2 separate regions of the Mus musculus genome follow, and region 2 is linked to region 1. A link is a loop called in an ENCODE intact Hi-C map of the cell type or tissue named here. Cell type or tissue: heart. All regions are shown on one strand. Links, peaks and the distances in the headings refer to the core of each region. The heading gives the core; the rest is flanking DNA. Region 1 overlaps Rtn4 (reticulon 4). Region 2 overlaps Clhc1 (clathrin heavy chain linker domain containing 1).

Evidence for each region. Hi-C counts contacts between places; a loop is a spot of excess contacts. Peaks named below come from ENCODE experiments on the same cell type or tissue, not always from the same donor. Only the 100,000 strongest peaks of a DNase experiment are listed, where the experiment ranks them.
Region 2: it touches region 1 in a loop (2.9-fold over the local background); 2 of 42 quality-filtered maps call a loop at or near these places.

What each region holds. Positions count from the first base shown.
Region 1 is chr11:29,711,469-29,719,811 of GRCm38, reverse strand. All of the region lies in intron 3 of Rtn4 (reticulon 4), which reads right to left. Among named protein-coding and RNA genes, the nearest start is that of Rtn4, 23 kb to the right of the region's middle. In heart, for the core only: CTCF peaks have their summits at 4,121 and 4,805 (motif pointing right); no DNase peak of the experiment used is centred there.
Region 2 is chr11:29,574,748-29,583,090 of GRCm38, reverse strand. It overlaps Clhc1 (clathrin heavy chain linker domain containing 1), which reads right to left. Exons shown (of 12, transcript NM_028504.1): 11 at 7,567-7,746; 12 at 4,739-5,053. The coding sequence ends at 4,860. Among named protein-coding and RNA genes, the nearest start is that of Rps27a, 31 kb to the right of the region's middle. In heart, for the core only: a CTCF peak has its summit at 3,287 (motif pointing left); no DNase peak of the experiment used is centred there.

The DNA of each region.
Region 1 (8,343 bases), core at 113-8,112:
ACATTTTTTTTTTACTGATTGGTTTTGGTTTTGGTTTTAAAGCAGGTCACTGCAGCTAGTCAGCTACAGAAATGTTTATCTCAGCCACTTAAAAACAGTTCTAACAATTTTTAAGACAACTTATTCTAGACAGTCAGATAAACAACTCACTCTTGCTTACTCGGTCTCTCTCTCTCTCTCTCTCTCTCTCTCTCTCTCTCTCTCATTACATAGCAGTTGTCAAGCTACATAATAAAGTGCTATTGAAATATTCAATAGTCGATATTTTACTACTACTTTGCAGGCTTAAATTCTTCACAATGAATCACTGAGATTTTTAAAAATCTGAGTTTTCAAGGGGGAGGACGGGGATCAAGATCATTAATTGGTTATTACAAGGACAAAGGTTAGTAAATTTGGGGATACATTTAAAACTCTGTATACATCTGAATAGTTTCAAGTTACATAAAAATTAAAATGCATTCAAGTAAGAACTTCAAATGTTCACTTTAGATTTTCAAAGATACAATGCAATTCTGCTACCTACAAACCTAGGGATAGATCTCAGGCACACCAGCTGAGCTTTATTTAAAGTCATCATGAAATGTCATCACAGACTACAGAAGAATGTAATGTTTATTATACATTCCTCACACCAAAGTGACCAACAAATGAGATGTTAATCCCATACCAATTTCAACGCGCAAGATTAGAAAAGAAACAACAGACACGTCTAAAATTACTAAACCAAACACCAGTGAAAAAGAATATGATATCTTTCCTGCACACAATCAACTGTAAAAAACACCAGAAGCAGCTGTTTTATGTTAATCTTAAGCATTACATGATCACAGGCTCCGCTTTCAATCCCGAGTATATCTAAACTACAAAGCTTACCCACAGAAATCTTACTGGTTACATAAAAAGGAGTAAAAGATTAAAAGACATACCCTTGTCCTTCCAACGTTTCTTCTGATCGTCCATTTCTTGCCACGATCTGCCCTCCAGCAGCAATTACAAATTATGCATACTAACAGAAAAGCTGTAAATTGCAAAATTCTCCCTGAGACATGAGATACCCGTTTGCTCAACCTAAGCCTGCAGTCCCGGCTGAACAACTGGAGTCACCTGATGTCTTTGGGGTGTGGAGCAAGCTGACGCAGTACAATCTGTAACTAGGCTGCTAATACCCAGACATTAATGCTTTCCCTTCTATCTGCTCATTGTCTTAGCCATTTGCTTGCTGATCATGCCAAATGGAGCTACCTTTGCAGGGAAGGAGGCAGCTACCAAAAGAAAAGACTCTCTAACAGAGCCAACCGCTAAATATACCTGAAACACACAGAACTAAGTCTGCACCCACAGACTTGACTTTTCTTTATTAGGGACAGTTCAATTGTGCTGCTGTTTCAGTTTTACTTGAAACTCTAAAATCAACAGTTAACCCACAAGACAGAAATGGACTAATCCAAATGGGTTAATAACTTCAATTTCAAGGTTGTGAACTGCCTTTTTTTCTGGGTTTACTGAGGCTTAGAGAACTCATATTTTGCATCCTGGAAGGTATGATCAGGTTTTTTTTTCCTTTACATTTCTAAAAATCTAGATTCCTCCAAATCTAGATTAATTGTTACCTGTTCCAATTCAATCTTTTAATAAATACTCAACTACCTACCATTGCAATAAATCTTTGGCTGGGAGAGAAACGGTCATGTACTAATAACTATATCATTTACCCCATGAAAATGGCACAATTTAATAGCCATAAAAATAAATGGTTCCAGAATTTCCCATTTTTTCAGAATTTATTAAACTTTCAGTCATTCCAGTGTGTCTTTCTAATGTTCTACAACTGATTTTTACCTGATGCTAAATTTGCCTAAGCAGAAAAGGAAATGAACAGTGCCAATTTAATCAGCTAAAATATATTTAAATACGTATGGCATTTGAAGATGTAATATATATAAAATCAATGCATAAAAGTACATGCATCTCATGGCTGTAACCACACTGAAATGGGGATATCTTCCTGAAATATGCTCACTTATGTGGGCCTGCAAAACCTTGCAAAATCCTTAAGTGTTCAGAATGCCAATTACTCATTTTTAAGTCCCTCTTGCACAATTATAAATAAAAGCAATTTTAAAAGAATTCTGAAGTATTTCTAACTTTACTTGCTGAGACCTTATATGATATAATTATTCTGAGAACACTGTCACCACCATATTACATCAAAGATGAAATTGTGTGACCTCTTCACATAACGGTTTAGCATCCAAAACTGTTCAAAGAATACAGAATACTTCCAGGACAGTATTTTTTAAATGAACTCTTTCAAACTGACAGACAAGGACGGGGAGTATAGTTAACTCGTAAAGTGTATACCTAACAGGCTCAAGGCATGGGTTCTAATCTGAGCTCCACTAGAACAAAAACACCAGAAGACAGTAAATAGTACCTTCAAGTTACATATTCTCTAAGGTAAACATATTCAGCATATATGTAACTCACATATTTATAATACTTCACTTGTCTGCTAATTTTAAGGTGCCAAGAATGTGTGTGTAATAATCCACTCATATGAATATTAAATGTACTTTTCATACTGTAAGCTTTTATTTAAGAAAGCAAATTAAAAGCCTTAAGTTAAGTTTTTGCAGAATGATAATCAATTCTTTAGTTTTAGTTATTACAATTTATGGTAAGTATAGAGAAAACTAGCTAACTCATAGGTACCAGCTGACATTTTTACCCACTTCTTTCTCAGTGTTTTAAAACTGCAGTTTTTAAGTTAGCCAAGCAAAAATATTTTACTCTGAAAAATCAACGAGCAAAATTTATGAGTACACAATTTATGGGTCATACTTTCTCATTAAACTTCATCTAAATGAATTTAAATACCAACCTTTAAAGAATAAAATTCTCTCAAGAATAGTCCTCAAATAATACACATGCAAACCAACTGGCAACGTGATGCTTTGAATATCTGGTGTAGTATTCTATTTTCTCCTTACAGAATGCCAAAGGAAGAGTCACAGATCAAACTTGTAAATATAATGCTAAAAAAATAAAACCAAAGACCTGCAAGGTCTCCAACTCACTTCTAAAGAGTACGATGATCTAAAATTACCTACTTTCAATGTCTCTCTTACCTTAGTCAAAACACTTTTTTTTTTTTACAATGCATGGTTAACTAAGAAAAAATATAATTAAATAAGTTGCTAATAAAAAAAATCTCTGATAAAGTAGCATGTGTGAGTTTTGGGGTTGTTTTGTTTTGTTTTTTCAAGACAGGGTTTCTGTGTAGCCCTGGTTGTCCTGGAACTCAACTCTGTAAACCAGGCTGACCTCGAATTCAGAAATCCACCTACCTCTGCCTCCCAAGTGCTGGAATCAGGCATGCGCCACCACTGCCTGGGGAGCATTTTTTTTTTTTTTAAAGTTTGTATCTATTTGGAAGGATTTTAAGCACAAGAGAACTGTCTCAAAGCAGATGTGAAAGCCCAGAATGGTACAGACCTTTAAACCAGCATTGGGAAAGCAGTCAGGTAGCATTCTCTGAGTTCAAGGCCAGCTAACATTATATAGTTATGTTTGTTTCAAAAAAGAAACAAAACAACCTAGTTAGTAAGCCCACCTGGTGTTCACCTCATCCTGCTCTCTCAAACTCCTTCCACTTCTTTTACTTTTAATGCCAGCAAAATTTTTGGTTTGTTTTGCTTTTCCCTTCCCCTTCTTCCCCTTCCTCTCCTTCTTCCCCTTTCTCTTCTTCCCCTTCTTCCCCTTTCCTTTTCCTTCCTTCCTTCCTTCCTTCCTTCCTTCCTTCCTTCCTTCCTTTTAAATTTCCCTGTGCCTTTAAAGATTGAAAAGAAAAAAAGGAAAAGGAAAAGGAAGGAAAAGAGAAAAGAGAAGAGAGCAGCCATTTACTTTGCTTGTATATTGTTTTGGGAAGCTACGATTTAGACGTCTATTAATAATGGAGAGCCCGAATCTTTTATTAATATGAAACAGTGACAGTTACACAGCAGTCTTGAAACTAATTTTAGAATTCTAAGCACACAGAGGTACAAAACTAGATGTTTTACTGCTGAGAGACATTAACAACCATAAACCCTACCATATGCTGTAATCTAATGCCCTCTATGGACTAAAAGTCAGTACTTCAACAATGGTGAACTCAATATTCAAAAATGGAATAGGATTTGAAATCTAAAAAATAACATTCAAAATGACAAAAAATTGAGCATTTTCAAACTCTTTTAACAACATCACATAGCAATTTCAATATATGAATATTAAAATCCAGAGAAACTGAAAATGTTTCTCTTGCACCAGGAGGTTAAATCAGAATATGATGGGAATAAAAATAACTCTGCAAGAATCCAGACAATTATAAATAAATCAGAACTAAAAGTAAAAATAAAAGAGTACTAAAAAATGAAACAGGCTTTCCTTTGTGAAGTCAAACTGACATGCCTCATCAAATATGAGACCTTGAATGCAATGACCTCGAATGCACAAGCATGTGAGAGAGAGAGAGAGAGAGAGAGAGAGTGAGTGAGTTAAAGACCCAAAGTATTTCTAAACTTACAATTTAAAAATTAAGTCATTAGGCCTTTTACCTTAACAGAAACACATCTTCAGGGTCATTTCAGAATGCTTATAGCATAGCTCAAGTATTTAATTCTGTACAAAATGTCAAAATTCAAAATAGTTTATAAATTTGTTTTATAACAAGTGTGAAATTTTGTGACCAGCCACATTTATTCAGTATGGTTACTTATCAAATATTCCATAGAAATGGTTTTACCATTACCCACACTAGATGGCACCAACACCCAAATCTGCATTTGATTGCCTAACCAACCACTGGGAAACTAGCAAAAGCTATTCTCAATCATCCAACAGTTGAATGGTTGCCTGGCACCAGGAGGCTAGATCAGAATATGATGGGAATAAAAATAACTGCGACAATTATAAATAAATTGGAACTAAGTAAGAATAAAATTAAGAGTAGTAAAAAGAAAGCGGCTTCCTTTGTAAAAGTCAAACTGTCCACTGATGTGTGCATAAAAATCTTAGAGAGAGAAGACTTTGCACCCTGCACATAAAAACAAGATCATAGAGCATCAAAATCGAAAAATGAACAAAGGTTAAACAAGCAATTCATAAAAACTAAAGCACAAATGACCAATAAATGCTTGAAATCCTGGCTTTGGTAGTAACACACAGGAAGGTAATAAAAGGCATTTAAATAAGAAAGGAAGTAGTTAAGAAAAAAAATCCTATTTTCAAGTGTTACAATTCTATACATCAGAGACCCTCGAGACTCCACAAGAAGGCTGATAATCTGATAAACACCTTCTACAAAATGGTTAGGATTCAAAGTTAGCATTAAAGATACAGTAGACTGTCTACATACCATCAAAGGGCACACTGAACAAGAAACAATGTGGTGAAGAGCATTTAATCTTGCACTCAGGGTATAGAGGCGGGAAGAATTAAACTCATGGCCAATCTGATTTACATAGGGAGGGTTCCAGGTTCCCCACCCCGCTGCACAGAGAGAACCTGTTTCAAATTCTAAAACCCTTAGAATAAACCTAACAAAGAAAGTTAAAAACCGCTGGGCGTGGTGGCGCTCTCCTATAATCCCAGCAATTGGGAGGCAGAGGCAGGCGGATCTCTGAGTTCCAGGCCAGCCTGGTCTACAAAGTGAGTTCCAGGACAGCCAGGGCTATACAGGCTATACAGCCCTGTCTCGAAAAACCAAAAAGAAAGTTAAAAACCTCTACCAACTTGATAGCTCACAACCATCTTTAACTCCAGCTCCAGGAGAGTCAATACACCCTGACCTCCCTGGCACCAGGAACTCATGTGATGCATATATAGAAGCAATACAAGCAAACACTCATACACATAAAATAAATCTGAAGAAACCCAAGTAGTTGGGCACACCTGTGGAGGATTTTCTTGATTTGATCATTTGAGATGGGAAGACCCACCTTAAACCTGGATTATCTGAAGGTGGAAAAAGATTCACCCTAAATCTGGGCCAGCCTGCATAAAAAGCTTTTGCTTTTTGCTTCCTTAACCTCAGTCTCTCTGGCAAGTTCATCTATCCCGTTACTAAGGCACTAATACCCCTGGTGGTATTAGAATGTACTTCTGTGAGGTTCCAACATAGACTCAAGACCTCTGAAGGAATTACCTGAACGCTGCAAAAGATTGAGATGGCTAAGACTTTCAGTTTTATAACCAGATCCTTGGCCTTTCTTTCAAGAGATAACCATTGTTGGACTACCTGGACCACAGCCTGTAAGCTACTTGAACAAAACCATGTGTTGTGTGTGTGTGTGCATGCCAAAGTTACATGAGAACAAAGATTTTTGTCTCCCCCACTCTCAAAGAAAAGAAATACAGGATAGTACTTCAAACAACCAAGCCAAAGCAATTATAAGTACCTGCTTTTAATAGATGTTTATTGTAATTAAGAAAAATATCAAGCAGAAAAATCTAATCTAACTTCATTCCTTTTACAGTAAAGGAAGTCAACATCTATCTAGATGTGAGAAAGACTAGAATTCATGTCATCCAAATTATACAAACACTTCCTGTGAATTTTATGGAATATACACACTTGTTATGTTGTTTTGTTGTTGTTTTTTTTTTTTTTTTTTTTTCTCCAAGACAGGGTTTCTCTGTGTAGCCTTGGCTGTCCTGGAACTTACAATAGCCCAGTCTAGCCTCAAACTCAGAGAATCTGCCTGCCTCTGACTTCCAAGTGCTAGGATTAAAGGCTTACACACATTTGTTAAATGCAAATTATGTTCTATTCCTCTAGTGAGAATGGACATAGCAGCTAATGCTAAGTTTAAAAATTACTGACAAGCTGGGCAGTGGTGGTGCAACCCAGCACTCATGAGTCTGAGGAAGGTGGATTTCTGAAAATTTGAGGATAGCTTGATCTACAGAGCAAGTTCCAGGACAGCCAGAGCTACACAGAGAAACTGTCTTAAAAAAAACAAAAAACAAAAACAAACAAAAAAAAAAAACGACATGGGAATGCTAACTTGATCACTGGAAAGTTATCAAATTATCACACAGTACCCTAAATATATAAATATGGCTCAGAAGTTAAACACCTTCCACACAAACAAGCATCAGTCTGCCATCTTAGAACCACAAAAAGCCAGATGGGCACAGTGACCCACCTGTAATCCCAGCATATGGGAAGCAGAGATAGGGTCCCTAGAACAGACTGGCTAGCCATATGTGAGACCTGCTTCAATGTAAGGTAGAAAGTGGTTGCAGATGATTCCCAACATCAACCTCAGGGGCACACACATATGCTGTCTCTATCTCTACATACATACAAGGGAGGAAAAGGTTGAGCTAAATGATTTTCTTGAAGATATTGTTTCCTTAAAAATCAGCACCAACCCATTCCTCAGCATTTTTATTTAGCCTTCTAAGGCACTGCTGCTCTTTAATCCTTTTCATTCCAAACTAGGGGCTATAGATCCTAGGTTTACCAAAATCAAACTAAGAACATATGACTAGAGTTGAGTTTTGGGAGGTAGCATGAAGTTAGAAGGCGATTTCACAGGTATTTCAATACTGCCCATATGCCTGCTTCTCCCTAGCCTTACCGCACCGTGTTATCATGCATGTTTACAGTTTCCCCTAGGGCACGTTAACATGCTGCTTGAAACCTATTGATCCTGAGCCATCTCTTCTAATCCTTCATTTTTTATAAAGCATTCCTTCTTTCACTTCCCATTCATTAAAACCTCACTCTCGCCGGGCGTGGTGGCGCACGCCTTTAATCCCAGCACTCGGGAGGCAGAGGCAGGTGGATTTCTGGTGGATTTCTGAGTTCGAGGCCAGCCTGGTCTACAAAGTGAGTTCCAGGACAGCCAGAGCTATAAAGAGAAACCCTGTCTCGAAAAACCAAAAAAAAAAAAAAAAAAAAAAACAAACAAACAACTCTTCTTTGACACTGCTTTCCCTGTGGTGCTTCTAAAATCAAGGCTGCTTACTTTCCCATACTTTGCACAACTGGAGACAAGGCAAGTCAAGTACTCTGCTGCTATCTAATGCTGCTTCCCGATCTAGACCATCATTCTAGAAGCCTGGCTAGGTCACACTCTATCTTTTCTTACTGCTTTTGTCTATTCTCCCCATCAGTTACCCAAAAGCCTTTTACCAAAGACTCTTGTCCTTGTTTGTTCTTACACCTTGGGAGGAGGGAGTGTGCATGCGTGCTCATTTAAGTACATCATATAGATGCCACAGGTTGTTTACTGAGACAGGATCTTTTTGCCCAACCCTGAACTTACTGACTCAGGTAGTCTAGCTAGC
Region 2 (8,343 bases), core at 258-8,257, 140 kb after region 1:
TTCATTTCTGATTTTGTTAATTAGGATGCTGTCCCTTTGCCCTCTAGTGAATCTGGCTAAGGGTTTATCTATTTGTTGATTTTCTCAAAGAACCAGCTCCTCATTGGTTGATTCTTTGAATAGTTCTTCTTGTTTCCACTTGGTTGATTTCGCCCCTGAGTTTGATTATTTCCTGCCATCTACTCCTCTTGGGTGAATTTGCTTCCTTTTTTTCTAGAGCTTTTAGGTGTGTTGTCAAGCTGCTAGTGTGTGCTCTCTCTAGTTTCTTTTTGGAGGCACTCAGAGCTATGAGTTTCCCTCTTAGAAATGCTTTCATTGGGTCCCATAAGTTTGGGTATGTTGTGGCTTCATTTTCATTAAACTCTAAAAAGTCTTTAATTTCTTTCCTTATTCCTTCCTTGACCAAGGTATCATTGAGAAGAGTGTTGTTCATTTTCCACGTGAACTTTGGCTTTCCATTATTTATGTTGAAGATCAGCCTTAGTCCATAGTGGTCTGATAGGATGCATGGGACAATTTCAATATTTTTGTATCTGTTGAGGCCTGTTTTGTGACCTAGTATATGGTCAATTTTGGAGAAGGTACCATGAGGTGCTGAGAAGAAGGTATATCCTTTTGTTTTAGGATAAAATGTTCTGTAGATATCTGTTAAGTCCATTTGTTTCATAACTTCTGTTAGTTTCACTGAGTCCCTGTTTAGTTTCTGTTTCCATGATCTGTCCATTGATGAAAGTGGTGTGTTGAAGTCTCCCACTATTATTGTGTGAGGTGCAATGTGTGGTTTGAGCTTTACTAAAGTGTCTTTAATGAATGTGGCTGCCCTTGCATTTGGAGCATAGATAATCAGAATTGAGAGTTTCTCTTGGAGTATTTTACCTTTGATGAGTATGAAGTGTCCCTCCTTGTCTTTTTTGATAACTTTGGGATGGAAGTCGATTTTATTCGATATTAGAATGGCTACTCCAGCTTGTTTCTTCAGACCTTTTGCTTTGAAAATTGTTTTCTAGCCTTTTACTCTGAGGTAGTGTCTGTCTTTTTCCCTGAGATGGGTTTCCTGTAAGCAGCAGAATGTTGGGTCCTGTTTGTATAGCCAGTCTGTTAGTCTATGTATTTTTATTGGGGATTTGAGTCCATTGATATTAAGAGATATTAAGGAAAAGTAATTGTTGCTTCCTATTATTTTTGTTGTTAAAGTTGGTATTCTGTTCCTGTGGCTGTCTTCTTTTAGGTTTGTTGAGGGATTACCTTCTTGCTCTTTCTAGGACATGGTTTCCATCCTTGTATTGTTTTTTTTTTTTGTTATTATCCTTTGAAGGGTGGGATTTGTGGCAAGATAATGTGTGAATTTGGTTCTGTCGTGGAATTCTTTTGCTTCTCCATCTAAAGTAATTGAAAGTTTGGCTGGGTATAGTAGCCTGGGTTGGCATTTGTGTTCTCTTAGTATCTGTATAACATCTGTCCAGGCTCTTCTGACTTTCATAGTCTCTGGTGAAAAATCTGGTGTAATTCTGATAGGCTTGCCTTTATATGTTACTTGACCTTTTTCCCTTACTGCTTTTAATATTCTATCTTTATTTAGTGCATTTGTTGTTCTGATCATTATGTGTCGGGAGGAATTTCTTTTCTGGTCCAGTCTATTTGGAGTTCTGTAGGCTTCTTGTATGTTCATGGGCATCTCTTTCTTTAGGTTTGGGAAGTTTTCTTCCATAATTTTGTTGAAGATATTTGCTGGCCCTTTGAGTTGAAAATCTTCATTCTCATCTATTCCCATTATCTGTAGGTTTGGTCTTCTCATTGTGTCCTGGATCTCCTGAATGTTTTGAGTTAGGATCTTTTTGCATTTTCCATTTTCTTTGATTGTTGTGCCGAGATGTTCTCTATTGAATCTTCTGCACCTGAGATTCTCTCTTCCATCTCTTGTATTCTGTTGCTGATGCTCGCATCTATGGTTCCAGATTTCTTTCCTTGGGTTTCTATCTCCAGCGTTGCCTCACTCTGGGTTTTCTTTATTGTGTCTACTTCCCTTTTTAGGTCTTGGATGGTTTTATTCATTTCCATCACCTGTTTGGCCATGTTTTCCTGCAATTCTTTAAGGGATTTTTGTGCTTCCTCTTTAATGTCTTCTTCCTGTTTAGCAGTGTTCTCCTGTATTTCTTTAAGTGAGTTATTAAAGTCCTTCTTGATGTCCTCTACCATCATTATGAGATATGCTTTTAAATCCGGGACTATCTTTTCGGGTGTGTTGGGGTGCCCAGGACTGGGTGGGGTGGGAGTGCTGCGTTCTGATAATGGTGAGTGGTCTTGGGTTCTGTTAGTAAGATTCTTACGTTTGCCTTTCGCCATCTGGTAACCTCTGGAGTTAGTTGTTATAGTTGTCTCTGGTTAGAGCTTGTTCGTTAGGTGATTATGTTAGCCTCTATCAGCAGACCTGGGAGACTAGCTCTCTCCTGAGTTTCAGTGTTCAGAGTACTCCCTGCAGGCAAGCTCTCCTCTTGCAGGGAAGGTGCCCAGATAGCTGGTGTTCGAACCTGCCTCCTGGCAGAAGTTGTGATCCACTCACCAGAGGTCCAAGATCCCAAGGAGAGTCCTGTGAGGACCTTGGGGGTGTCCGCAGACTCCGCACCCAAGGTGCCTCGTTGCTGTTACAGACCGGAAGGGACTTGTGACCCTGGTCAGGCCGGGTTTTCTGATTCCCTAATTAATGCAGTCTCAGGTCCCGTGTGATTGGATTGGAGCAGAAGTTGTATTCCACTCACCAGAGGTCTTAAGATCCCGTGGAGGGTCCTGTGGGGACCTTGGGGGTGTACACAGACTCCTCACCCAAGGTGCCCTGGTGCTGGTGCGGACTGGAAGGGACCGTAACCTTTTTCTTTAAAGGACCAACTTCCTAAGAATACCAGTCCTCAGTAATAGTCTTTACACTGTCCAAGCTCCCAGGCAGAAGCACATATTAAAAATATGACTAAGGCGGCTCAGCAGTTAGGAGCACTGCCTGCTCTTCCAGAGGACCTGGATTTGATTCCCCGCACCCACATTATGGCTCACAAACATCTGTAACTCCAGTTCCAGCAAACAGGATTTGATGCCTTCTCTGGTCTCCACAGGCACTAGGCATGCAAATGGTGCACAGACATATTTGGGTAAAACATAAAATAATTTTTTTTTTAATTACTAAGGGCTGCAGTGATGGCTCTGCAGTTAAGAGAACCTGGGTTCTTATTCTCAGCAGAAGCATGGCAGTTTACAACAACCCACAATTCCAGTTCCAGGGGATCTGGAACCCTCTTCTGGTCACTGTGAGAACTGCATCACATGGAGGCAAAATTTCACCCATACACAGAATATTAAAATAAAAAATTTAAAATGTGTGACAAGACCTCATTTCTTCCCTTATAAAAATTCAAGAAGCCAAACCATTAGCTCACAACTATAATCAATACTGTGGAGGCTAAGGCAAAAAGACTGAGTGAGCTTGAAGCCAGCCTGAGCTACACTGTAAAACTATCTTAACAAAACAAAATTTGAACTGCTGGGTTTACTGTCATTTCTGCTGCTATCTGTCAAGTCAAATCTGTAATAAATTCTAGTAAGCCCTACCCACAGAATGGTCTCCATGCTGGCTAAAATGCTTCCCCTTTCATGCTTATTATCAGGATTATAATTACTTGCAACTTTACTTCAAGATCTCAGGTACTCACAAATTATATTATCTTATCCATTTTAATAGGAAATAAGGATATCATTATTGAATTAAGCCACTATGGGTGTTAGATGATCCTTGATAAAAAAAAAAAAAAAAAAAAGCAAAAACAGTAAAGAAAAAGGATCTTTCTCGAGACCCCCTCTTTCAATATCTAGAAACCACTAGAATTATATGAAATAGAGACAAGTGGATTGAGTTTTGTTGTTCTTCTTAAAACCAGATCCAAGTGGTGGTGGCAAATGCCATTAATCCCAGCCTCTCAAGTTCCCGGACAGCCAGGGCTACGTAGAGAAAGCCTGTCTTCAAATAAACAAACAAACAAAACAAAACATGCCAAGATTCTAAACTTCAGTAGGAGTCTGACCTTCACTGTATATAAATGGCAAAGGTTATATATAAAGTGTATGTGTGTGAATGTGTGTGTGCAAGTGCATGTGTGTGAGTCCAAGCATATGGACAGATATCAAAGAATAGAGCCATGTTTGAATCAACAGAACAAAGCTAGTCTAGTTTTTTTTTTCAACATGTCCAGTCTTTAAATAATATTCTGCTTTTCTTATCGAAGCAAAGTTCCAATATTTGACATTTAGAAAGTCAGCATACTGGCAGAGCATTACCCACACCTTTTCAGTTCTAGGTATCAGATCAGATGATAACAAAGGTATCTATTTGGACATCAGCTTGTTTTAAGGTAGAAATGCTATGCTATTTTATTCAAAGTTATACTCTTGGATTTGCTCAATATTCGCTATAAGAAGTAGCCACATGGGGGCTGGAGAGATGGCTCAGCAGTTAAGAGCACTAACTGTTCTTCCAAAGGTCCTGAGTTCAAATCCCAGCAACCACATGGTGGTTCACAACCATCTGTAATGAGATCCAATGCCCTCTTCTGGTGCGTCTGAAGACAACAACAGTGTACTCACATATAATAAATAAATAAACAAACAAAAAAACAAACAAAAAGAAGTAGCCACATGATAGAGTGAAGCAATGTTTCAGTGTTTCAAGAGCAAATGTAAACATCATATTAGAAGTGTGATTTACTGCTGAGAGCTTTATACTCAACATTTATTTATATTAATTATGCTAAAACCAGCTTCCCCAGCTAATGCCTGTAAAATGTTGAACAAGCGCCCTCAGGGGTTAAAATACAGAACTACCAAAAAACATGTTCCATTATGTTGGTGGTATCATCTTCAGAAATTTCTGAAACTCCAGCCTGGGATCGAAGAATGGACATGATGTCATTAAACAAAATTTTAAAACCATTCTGCAAACAGATATTTGCTATTTCTTGCCACTTTTCTAAGGAGCAAAATAAATCACTCATCACAAGATGCTCAATCACATCTGGAAAAAAAAATACAGTATTACATTACAGAATTTCCTGTTAACTTGATAATCTTTCAAAAATAGACATCATTGCAACATAGTTACTCTCAAACCAGGCCTTGGACCAGTAAGTTTCATGTTATTATTGCTTAGCCTCAGGTCTCCTAAGTTCCTGAATGTTAATGTATCAACTCAACCCTGGAACATGATTCACCTTCCATGCTCCCAGTCATCTCCTTTGTATCAGGTAGCTTTTTTGAAGGCTGTAAGGCAGGGAGCTCAGAAAGTGAAGAGTACAGCCCCCTTCTTACAGGCACGAGGCACTGCTCGAAACCATCGAGTGCTGATAGTCTTATGCTTGAATTTTCATAATACTTTCAAACAGCTTCATAAATGCTCTAGTATGAACTTTCATAATACTTTCAAACAGCTTCATAAATGCTCTAGTAGGACTGCACAAGAGCTTAAGAAACTCCTTTGCAAACCTTAACCCTTTCCCTAAATAGAGAATGTTCTATGTAGTTAACTAATATTTTAACTAAAATTTTCCTAAAAGAAACAAAAGGGTTTGCTTTTAAAGAAATCTAGTATGATTTCCTTTTGGAAGATAATTGATAGTAAATCTCTTTGGTATTTATCAATTATTTGTTTATTTATTTGCTTTGTGTATGAGGGGACACATATGATGTTGTAGATGTATGGTGACAAAAGTATACACAAGTGAAATCCTTAAGAATGACTAATCTTCTATTGTGGAGTCAAGGTCTCTTACTAACCTGAAAGCTTGCCATGTGGGCTATAGTGGATGACCAGCAGACCTCCCAGGACCTGCCTTCTTGACTCCCCAGTACTGGAGTTACAAATGTGTGCCTCCATGCCTGACTTATTACATGTGCTCTGGGAACTGAGCATTGATGGGGCTACTTTCCAACCCAGTATCCATCAATTTATGGAACTAATGTCTTACCTACATTACTTATAAAACTTTGCTAAGACTTTTCTTTGATTAATATCTTCATTACTATTTAATTTTGAACACAATTGTTATTTTCCTATCAAGTATTTTAGTTACTACTTGTAAGATAAATTTAGAATATTAAATTATCTTCCTCAATATATTTTCAGGTAATTTAATATTCTTTCTTTGACTTCAAACAACAATTTAAAAATTTATCTGCTTAGGCTTCTATATTAAATTAATGTAAGGGGAAATGTAAAATTTAATTAGTTCCTCAATGTCACTGCAAAGTTACATTAAGAGAAACTATCATATGAAAATATGCATATAATGGATTTGGAAATTAAATTATATAAGGCTTATATAATATTTAAATATTAATTAGCAATTAATATTTAAAATACATGTAAAATGATTTCTAACCTATATGGTCACTTACATTAACCTTTTATAAGAGTGCTGCCTCTTAAAATTCTCATTGAGCTTAGTAAAGATTTGTCATTCTAATTCCTTCAACAAATATATCCCATTGTCAACAGACTTACTAACATGGTAATTTTCACATTTACAAACTTCTAATGTTAACTCTGGAAAATTTGAGCTAAGTTTAATTATCCTGAACCCATAAATAGCTCGTTACTATCTCTTTTACTGTAGTACTTTTGGTTACTTATTTATGGTAATTTTTTTTTTTTCTGAAAATACCTCTTGCCTTCAAGGAGAATGAACTTTTGTCAGAACTCAAAATCAAGTTAATAATATGCTTTAAGAACATTTAAAACTCGGGGCTGGTGAGATGGCTCAGCAGGTAAGAGCACTGACTGCTCTCCCGAAGGTCCTGAGTTCAAATCCCAGCAACCACATGGTGGCTCACAACCATTGGTAACAAGATCTGACTCCTCTTCTGGAGTGTCTGAAGACAGCTACAGTGTACTTACATATAATCAATCAATCAATCAATCAATCAATCTTTAAAGAACATTTAAAACTCAATCTGCTGTCCTAATGTGTACTTTAAGAAAAGAATGTAACCGATTTACTGTGCCTGGGCTACCTACTGAATTACCTTTTACAACTGAAGCTAAATACATAGCTTTAATCTTAAACTATGTCCTCTTCTATAAGAGTGTGTGTGTGTGTGTGTGTGTGTGTGTGTGTGTGTGTGTGTGTGTGTGAGAGAGAGAGAGAGAGAGAGAGAGAGAGAGAGAGAGAGAGAGAGAATTACTTGAAGCAATGTTTGGCTGTAGGTTGATAGCTCCTGACTGTAGTCTGAGTGCTGTGGTGTTCTGGGTCAGTAGCATAACTTATTCCCTTGTGAACTGTAAAAGGTTTCTGTAGGAAAGTGTTTTCATCCCTCTCCCATACCATGCTCTCTGTGTTGTTCAACAAATACAGAGCAAAGCCCTTTGTCAGAGACAGGCAGGCAACAAGGGCACAACGGGTGATAGTCACAGACCAAACTACAGACAGACAGAGCTTAGGGAGAGTAGTGGGCAATTGAAAGCTGGGCCTGCTCTTGATCTAACTCCCAGCAGAAGTCTCTTTTGCTCCTGAATGTTGTGTGCACACTTACCTTTCTCGCCTTTACTGACTTCTTGAAGTAGCCTCATGCCAACTTTTTTCATATCCACAGAAAACATATGGAGTACAGCAAGCCCAAAAGATAAAAATGGTGGTTTCTCATTCCTTTCTTGAGTAAGACATCTAATTAAGTCAATCTGGGGACATGCTGTTATTAGTTGTATCAGGTCATCTGTGAGTGAAACAGAACAAATCTCACTCTCCTGATGTGTAACTACCTATATCTACTGCCAGCCTGCATTCTTTCCCATACCTCTAAGTCTCACTTTGACTCTAATATAAACTAAACAGTATTCTCTTCAACTTTAGCCAAAATAAGAAGCAAAAAAGGACAACTCAGAACAAGGAATATCAGGGAATATATGTTAAATACTATTCAGGAACAGAGATGTGTTGTGTTGAACAGGGGTTGGCAGTCAGGAACTTGTCACTTCATCTTTGTAACTGTTTTCACATCTGAAAATCACTACACTTGGAGAGAATTCGTAAGATTTTATCTAATATTAGGTTGAGTTTTTCTTGTCTGTTTTAAAGTAATAAACCAATGTGGTTGGTTTTTTAAAAATTATGTATTTGTGTGGATGCCTGCATGCCTTGTTGCACAGATACAGACCAATTTCTAGAGAGTATAATTTCATCTTTTTGTGTGTTGTACAGAAAATAGAATTTAGTCATGAGTTCCCTAAAAGTATCAAGTACTTGAAAATTCAAAACTGAAGATTTTGAGAAGCAGTCAATAAAGTTGCCCATGATAACACATTTCTGCAGT